Regions from separate parts of the Homo sapiens genome. Here region 2 is linked to region 1. A link is a contact called in ENCODE Hi-C or POLR2A ChIA-PET data. All regions are on one chromosome and are shown on one strand. Each heading gives the region's core, a stretch centred on a gene start or an enhancer-like site at or near the end of the contact. The rest is flanking DNA. Distances are from core to core; before and after follow the strand shown.

Evidence for each region. Hi-C counts contacts between places; a loop is a spot of excess contacts on that map. ChIA-PET counts read pairs that join two places held with the same protein, here RNA polymerase II (POLR2A).
Region 2: POLR2A ChIA-PET joins it to region 1 with 21 read pairs in PC-9. The contact joins two enhancer-like sites. A Hi-C loop is called at or near these places in 2 of 168 maps with a recorded cell type or tissue (esophagus muscularis mucosa and tibial artery). POLR2A ChIA-PET finds 5 or more read pairs at or near these places in 3 of 52 experiments (IMR-90, PC-9 and Panc1).

Annotation. Positions count from the first base shown.
Region 1 is chr2:222,992,859-222,996,692 of GRCh38, forward strand. No RefSeq gene overlaps it. Among named protein-coding and RNA genes, the nearest start is that of KCNE4, 57 kb to the right of the region's middle. Within about 2 kb of position 1,638, at least 19 of the 41 ENCODE cell types and tissues checked have a DNase peak (open chromatin) inside an H3K27ac peak, as active enhancers do.
Region 2 is chr2:223,025,730-223,029,563 of GRCh38, forward strand. No RefSeq gene overlaps it. Among named protein-coding and RNA genes, the nearest start is that of KCNE4, 25 kb to the right of the region's middle. Within about 2 kb of position 1,887, at least 3 of the 41 ENCODE cell types and tissues checked have a DNase peak (open chromatin) inside an H3K27ac peak, as active enhancers do.

The DNA of each region.
Region 1 (3,834 bases), core at 388-2,887:
TATGCTTTTATCCTTGAGGATGTGAAGACAGCCTGGAAAAGGTACTCTTGGACCATGCTCTTGCCTTAAGAAGAGAATGTCATGGTGGAGGCAGGAGCACCTGGAGCCTGGCTGCCAAGATCGTTGACTTTTATCTTCCCAGAAAATTGTGCTCCTATAGTTAGCTCTGTAAGTGGAAGCTCCTCTCTCACAGTAGATTCTGTTTTGTGGTGGGCTAATGACTTAGCATAGCTCCTTTCTCTGTCCTGAAATATCTAGGCCTATTGCCCACTTTTTAGGACCTAGCTTCAAAGGAGCAGAGGTGAGGGAAGGGGCTTATCCCTCATTTGAAATAGGAATATGGACAAAAATTGGTTAAATAAAATGTCCAAGGTAGGTGTGGTCAGTAATTATCCCTGGAGAGGTATTTCTGAGATGAGATACCAGAAAGGGATAACAAGAAACTTGAGGGGTATAAAAAGAGACAATGGGTGATGGTGTTCATAGGAGACTTTTAGTTGCATTTTAGGGACCGACAGACAACAGTTCTATTTCAGCTGCTAGCTGATAATTTCCTGATTCCTTCTTTCACTGATATGGTAAGGCTCTCCTTCCCTAGAGTGCTGGTCTTGATGAAACTGTCTTCATTTGCTCCTTTTTAGAGATGTTTCAGTTCTTTCTCACAAAGGGAAAAAAAGATAATTGAATATTAAAATATTCAAATGTATGGTTTATCCCTGGGATAACTAGACTCAAAATCTCCAATTAGTAGGATATTCTGACCAGACCATATTATCCTTTCATCATCTAGCCAGCTACACATAGACACGAGGTCATATTTTCCTGGTCTTTGGTACTTTAGGAGCTTTACTATTTCAGAAGTACTTCAGAAGCAGGGATTCAATGAAATACATGCACATACACAACACACATATGTACACACCAGCCTTTTTCATGATTAGGATTGGTATGGAGGAAAATTAGGTAATGTCTCTCATTCATTTATGAAATATGTTTTGAGCACTTCTATGAACTAGCTTTTCTACTAGGAGCTGGGATACAGCAGGGAGTAAGTCAGAGGCTCTTTATTTGCATGTGGTTCAAAAACCGATAAACATCAGGCAAATAATGCAAATCTCTATTACTCCTACAATACACTATTCCAATTTAATTTTTTTTCCCTCTGTTTTCTGTTGTGGGAGTCCTCAGGGTCTTGGCAACTTTCCAGTTCTAGAACAGATGCATGGAAGGCACAGTCAGGGATGTGTCTTAACATCGATTCATCTCTGCCAGACAACTGGATGAGCCAACGGGTTTCTTGGGAGCGTCTGTCTCCCTGACCACATTATGAAAAAGCCGATACCCACCCTAACCAGGACGCCCATTCTGTTGACTTTCAGCACTGCCCTGGTTTCAGGAAGCATCTGTGGTGCTTTTGCCCATTAGCGTTTCATGCTGTCTGCCCAGTGTCCATAGATATGATGGGAAGACCACCTGGTCAGAGGTGGCTTGCTCTGTCTCACAGTGGAATCCTGGCTTCTCTCTCCATCTTGTTTATAAAGCTGCATCTGCTCAGTCTCAGATGAGAAGAGGACACGAGGCAGCACTGCTGGCAGCTCTTAGTCACTCTGCAGAGAGTTCTGGTAATTTTCCTCTGTGAGAAAGGGGGCTGGTTGCCAGCCTCAGTCTGTGATTCCTGTGCTGTTCCCTCCAGTGTCAGCTGATGAAATAAGGCCTTTTGATTTCCTTCACTGTTACATTCTCTGGCAAAGAACCACCAGGGAAATGAGACTAGGAACTTTCAGGCTATCCCAGGCAGCTGAGAAGTATTCATAGAAACAAAAATATTAGATTCGTTAAATATTAAGTGCCAAATCACAATGATACACTGGTGCTCATGAATGTATTACGCATATGTAGATTTGAACATAACGTTTGCACTTGTATGTTTTTCTCCCCAGAAGTTTGCATCAGTTAGGAAAGAATAATATTCCCTTTGCATTATCTTGGCTCTTTCTGGATGAAAAGCAAAAACACCATTTAGCTCTTGGCCCAGAGGTGTTTCTCTTCTGTACATTTTTGGGGCAGGGTTTTCTGAGGGAATGTGGGCCTTTCATTTCTTCTTTATAATCCTATATTCCAATTATTGTAGAAGCCTTTCCTCTTGGAAGATGTGGGTTTAGGGTGTCTAGCACTGCACACCCTGGTTGAAGTATTAAATCTCTCATACTTTAGATTTGTGATTCTGGTGGGACAATTAATTATAGGATCCTCCTCCTTTCCTATAAGCTGCACAGTATAGGCCTGGTTAATTACAAATTCCCATTTTCTTGACCACTCTGATGATACAGGTAAGAGCCTGGTACCTGAGACGGACCAATCTTTCTTTAGGGTTCTTCTGTTTGGAGCTGGAGCTCTGAGAAGAAATCTTGCACTGGGCTTGAGAACAGGAAGCACACTAATTAAAAATCTACTTCACCACTGATACGTTTGGCTCTGTGTACCAACCCAAATCTCATCTTGAATTGTAGTCCCCACAATCCCCACGTGTCAAGGCTGGGACCAGGTAGAGGTAATTGAATCATGGGGGCAGTTTCCCCATGCTGTTCTCGTGATAATGAGTGAGTCCCATGGGATCTGATGGTTTTATAAGTGCCTGGCATTTCCCCTGCTTGCACTCATTCTCTCTCCTGCCACCCTGTGAAGAGGTGCCTTCCACCATGATTGTAAGTCTCCTGAGGCCTCCCAAGCCATGCAGAACTATGAGTCAATTAAACCTCTTTTCTTTATAATTACCCAGCCTCGGGTATTTCTTCATAGCAGCTTGAGAATGGACTAATACAACCACCATACAGAGAAAGTCTGTCTATGCCACTGAAGAGTACTTCCAAATAGAGAAAATCAGAGAGTGGGCTGGACTGGGAGGCAGAGGTTTCCTCATTTATGTTCCTAGACACAGTCAGCAACGGAACTAAAAATGTCCTACCTAATTGATAAGGTGAAGCAATGTGTTCCTTATAACATCTCTCTGTTTTAATATAACTTTGCTGATCAGAAAGGAAAAGGCAAAAAATTGAATCACCACTAAAGGACTTATCCATGTGACCAAAAACCAACTGTTCCCTCAAAATGATTGAAATAAAAAAAGTCAAATACTATATAACATTAGCAGAATAAAACATTGTTGCTATTATGAGTTAATTTTTTAAACTAGTTATTATAAATACATATAAAAGTTGTTAAGTTTTGAATATTTTATTTTATTTTATTTTATTTTTTTAGATGGAGTCTTGCTCTGTCACCCAGGTTGGAGTGTGATGGTGTGATCTCGGCTCACTGCAGCCTCCGCCTCCTGGGTTCAAGCGATTCTCCTGCCTCAGCCTCCTGAGTAGCTGGGATTATTAGCATGTGCCACCATACCCTGCTAATTTTTGTATTTTTAGTAGAGACAGGGTTTCACCATGTTGGCCAGGCTGGTCTCAAACTCCTGACTGCAAGTGATACACCCACCTCAACCTCCCAAAGTGCTGGGATTACAGGTATGAGCCACCATGCCTGGCTGAATATTTATTTTATAAGCAGCCACTTTACTGAGTGCTATAATTTGGCCACAGTATTTTTTAGTTGATTTTCTTGGGTTTCACCAATAGATAAATATATTACCTACAAATAATGATAATTTTGTGTTTTCTTGTTAGTTATATCCCATTTGTTTTTGTGTATATCTTTTTCCATCTCTCTCTACTTTTAACCCACCTATATTATTTTATTTAAAGAGAGATTTTTAATAGCATATAGTTGGCTCTTCAAAAAATTTATTTTGGCAATCTATCTCCTTTAACTGCTGTGTTCGGA
Region 2 (3,834 bases), core at 637-3,136, 33 kb after region 1:
TCCAACCCTGTTTTATTAAATAATTACAGCAACTCAGAATTTACTTACTGTGTTTATTTGGCTTCTGTGTGAGTTATCTTTAATAATATGGGCTCCAGGCCGGGCGTGGTGGCTCATGTCTGTAATCTCAGCACTTTGGGAGGCCAAGGTGGGTGGATCACGAGGTCAGGAAATGGAGACCATCCTGGCTAACATGGTGAAACCCCGTCTCTACTAAAAAATACAAAAAATTAGCCGGGTGTGGTGGCAGGCGCCTGTAGTCCCAGCTACTTCGGAGGCTGAGGCAAGAGAATGGCGTGAACCCAGGAGGCAGAGCTTGCAGTGAGCCGAGATTGCACCATTGCACTCCAGCCTGGGCACAGAATGAGACTCCACCTAAATAAATAAATAAATAATAATAATATGAGCTCCAGTGCTAAAAAGTCGTTAGAAAGATCATCCAACTAGATAATCTTTAAATACTCTCTCCCTTAACAGTCCCTGTGATTGATCTTTGCAGTTCCATTTCAGCATTACCAGACTTAAAATTAAAAACAATTTTTTTTGTTAGATCTGTGATATATTTCATGTCCTTGCTTCAAGGAAAGCTGAGTCTTCAAGTCACTGAAGTTAGTGTCTCTGGAACCCCAAACTTTGAGTGACTCCCCTGAATTCAGATGCAAATCAGCACATCAGAAACATTTAATTCATTGACCCTACTTCCATGCAACTAAGAACCCCAAGTTCAGGTGAGCAGGAGGGGGTTGAATAGTAAATATTGGACCTAGTTAAGGCCAATATGTAATTTAAATAAACACAGCTGAGCAAACAGAAGACTTAAGCAAAGGCTGGATTTACGTAGCCATTTCCTTAGTGTGTTATGTGCCAAATGAATTCAATGGCTTTTTGACGTTTTTCCTTCTGATCTTAATTGCAACCTGTTTGACTGAGTTGATGAAACTGATTGAAAAGTCAAGACATTAAAAAAACTGGAAAACCTTTTTTGTTAAGAGCATGTTTAGCTACATGTTTCGTAATTTAGTGGGGGCAAAACAGGGCTTAAAGAACTTCTTGAAATTTAAAACAGAATTATTTGTGTGTCTTAATATTTTCTACATTCTTTATTGCACTTAAGAAATGGTAGAAAGCATTTTTGGGACCGTTACATTCATGCAATCTGGATGCTATGTCCTGGGTGACTCAGCAAAATCTTCCAAAGTAGCTATTGGGGGTTTTCCTGGGGCTGGTCTGAGATGGAGCGTTGCTATTTCTTAGGTGAGGGTGCTGATGTTATAGCTTGAGATTCTCTAGCAGTTTACACTTCTCTAGCACTTCACTATTTGCAGGCATACCTCACTAGTTTTTTTTTTTTTTTTTTTCTTTTGAGACAGGGTCTCACTCTGTCGCCCAGGCTGGAGTGCAGTGGCGCAATCTCGGCTCACTGCAACCTTCGCTTCCTGGGTTCAAGCAATTCTCCTGCCTCAACCTCCCTAGTAGCTGAGACTACAGGTGCCCACCACCGCGCCCAGCTAATTTTTATATTTTTAGTAGAGACAGGGTTTCACCACGTTGGCCAGTTTGGTCTCGAACTCCTGACCTCAAGTGATCTGCCCACCTTGGCCTCAGAAAGTGCTAGGATTACAGGCATGAGCCACCATGCCTGGCCACCTTACTGTTTAAAAAACACTAGGAGTGAGAAGAAAGAAGGGGATAAAATGGATGGTAGAGAAGAGATGTCATTTTGTCAGTCCAGCCTCAAAGGAGATGAAGCCAAAGCAAGGCCATTAGAAGCTTGGAGCTGTCCCCTGGACTTCTGGGAGTAAGCTGACATGTGATTGATAGGGGAGGCAGGTAGGTCAGTGTGGTATGAAGGGATTTGCTTTGCTACAGCAGGGAGTTCTCCCAGAAGCCAGAACCAACTGACTCAGTGCATCTGGAAAGGAGCCAGAGAACTCCTTGGCAGGCATAGGAGCTTCTTTCTCTGGTTCAGGATTTTACCAGAAGTTTGCCCACCACCACTCCCTGAACATCACAGCCATGCATGGGAGATACGGAGAGGTTAAGCGGTTTTGTCCAACATTCCACACTTTGTAGATGGAAGAGCTGGGTTTTGAACACATCTTCTTGCCATTAATGACTATGCATTTTCCACTATGCCAGTGACATATGTAGAGATTCTCAAGCTATAGCATCAGCACCCTCACCTAAGAAATAGGTCTCATCACTTAATTAACACACAGAGCATGCAGACAGGGTCTCCATGTAATTTATGGCTTGGGATACATTTTTATGTTTTGAGGTGCTTTTCATTTGATGCATGCATTAGTAATAATGCAAGCTTCTATAACAGCTGAACTCCCAAACCTCAGTGGTGATACAGTAGAAGCTGTTGCTCACTCATATTGAGTCCAAAGTAGGTTTAGGCCTTTTGCCTTCCATGCAGTGATTCAGGGACCCAGCCTTCTTCCACCTTGTAGACAAGGCACACTGGCTTCTTACCTGTTTTAGCCCAGATGTGACATTCATCACTTTTGCTCATGTTCCATTGATGAAAACTAGTCACATGACCTTACCAGTAGAAAAGAGATAGAATACAGTCCTGGCCTGGCAGCCATTTTTCAACAAAAACTCTGTATAATAGAAAGGAAAGCACAAGTCTTTGATGGGCAATTAGTTACCTTTGCCACAACTAACAACAATATACTTTTGGTTGTTAGATAATCATTAACTAAGCATGCAATTTTGGCTGCTTCAGTCCCAGAGTTTGATGGCATTGTCAACGTTAATCAAAGCAACTCATGAGAAATGCTTAAGAAAGTGACACATTTTCAGGCTTGGAGAAATGTTCATTCATCTAACTTGGTATTATTTAGGGCAAAACCTTGTCTTTATGAGCACTGTACTAGCAAAGGGTAGCTTCCTTCATGCAGGTCTAAGAGAATTATTTCCTTTCTTTGTGTCTCAGCTTTCTTTTCTGCAAAATGAAATTGTTGGAGTAGATAGTCTCTAATACCTATGTTCTAGCAATATGCATTTCATTTCTCATGTTATTGAAATCACTGAAACAAACATATCTGTCTTTGGTGTGATTAAAGGTTGTTCTTCAGGAAAGGCATACACAAACGTGTTCTAAAAACTAGCCAGAGGAAATGGGGAGCTAAATGTTTCCTTTTCTCAATGGGTCTTGGCCATCTTTCCACTTATTTAAATGTAAAACATGTATTATTTAACCACAACTTCAATGCTAGGAGCAAACACATAAAAGCAGATGGTTAAACAGCATGTATTTTGGAGTTTTAATCCCAAACCACCTATACATGCAATTTTCAAATAAGAATAAGCCTATGTTTCAACAAATGTGAACTTTAAGAGTTATTATTTGAACTTTAGTCTTAGATCAAATTTTCACATAATAAATTTTGTGTCCAACTACTTCATGCCATTGTTGGTTTTTGAAAAAGACAAAGAGTTGCAAAGTGGTGAGGTTTCCCACTGAATCACTGCCCATAATAGGACTCGATCTTGAACCTTTGGGGCAATGCAGTCAATCACTCATTCTGCCACTGAGAAGGTGGCTTTTCCTCAAAAAAGTCCCCCCAGTTTGCTCCATCACTGTTCACAGGGCTTTGGGTTGGTAAATGCAGGGAGGCGTTAATGTTTTAGTGCAGAAGCACCACTGATGCAAGTTAAAACAGGAAAAAGACTTGTAATGCACAACTGCTGACAAATACATTACTCTCTGGAGTTGCTATGTGGGAAGAGGCTTTGTCTCTTCCATGGGACAGATCCCTCACTCAGCTGCAGGCAGAAGGCAGAATGACAGTGGATGCTTCCTGGGGGACAGTTTTCGTGTCT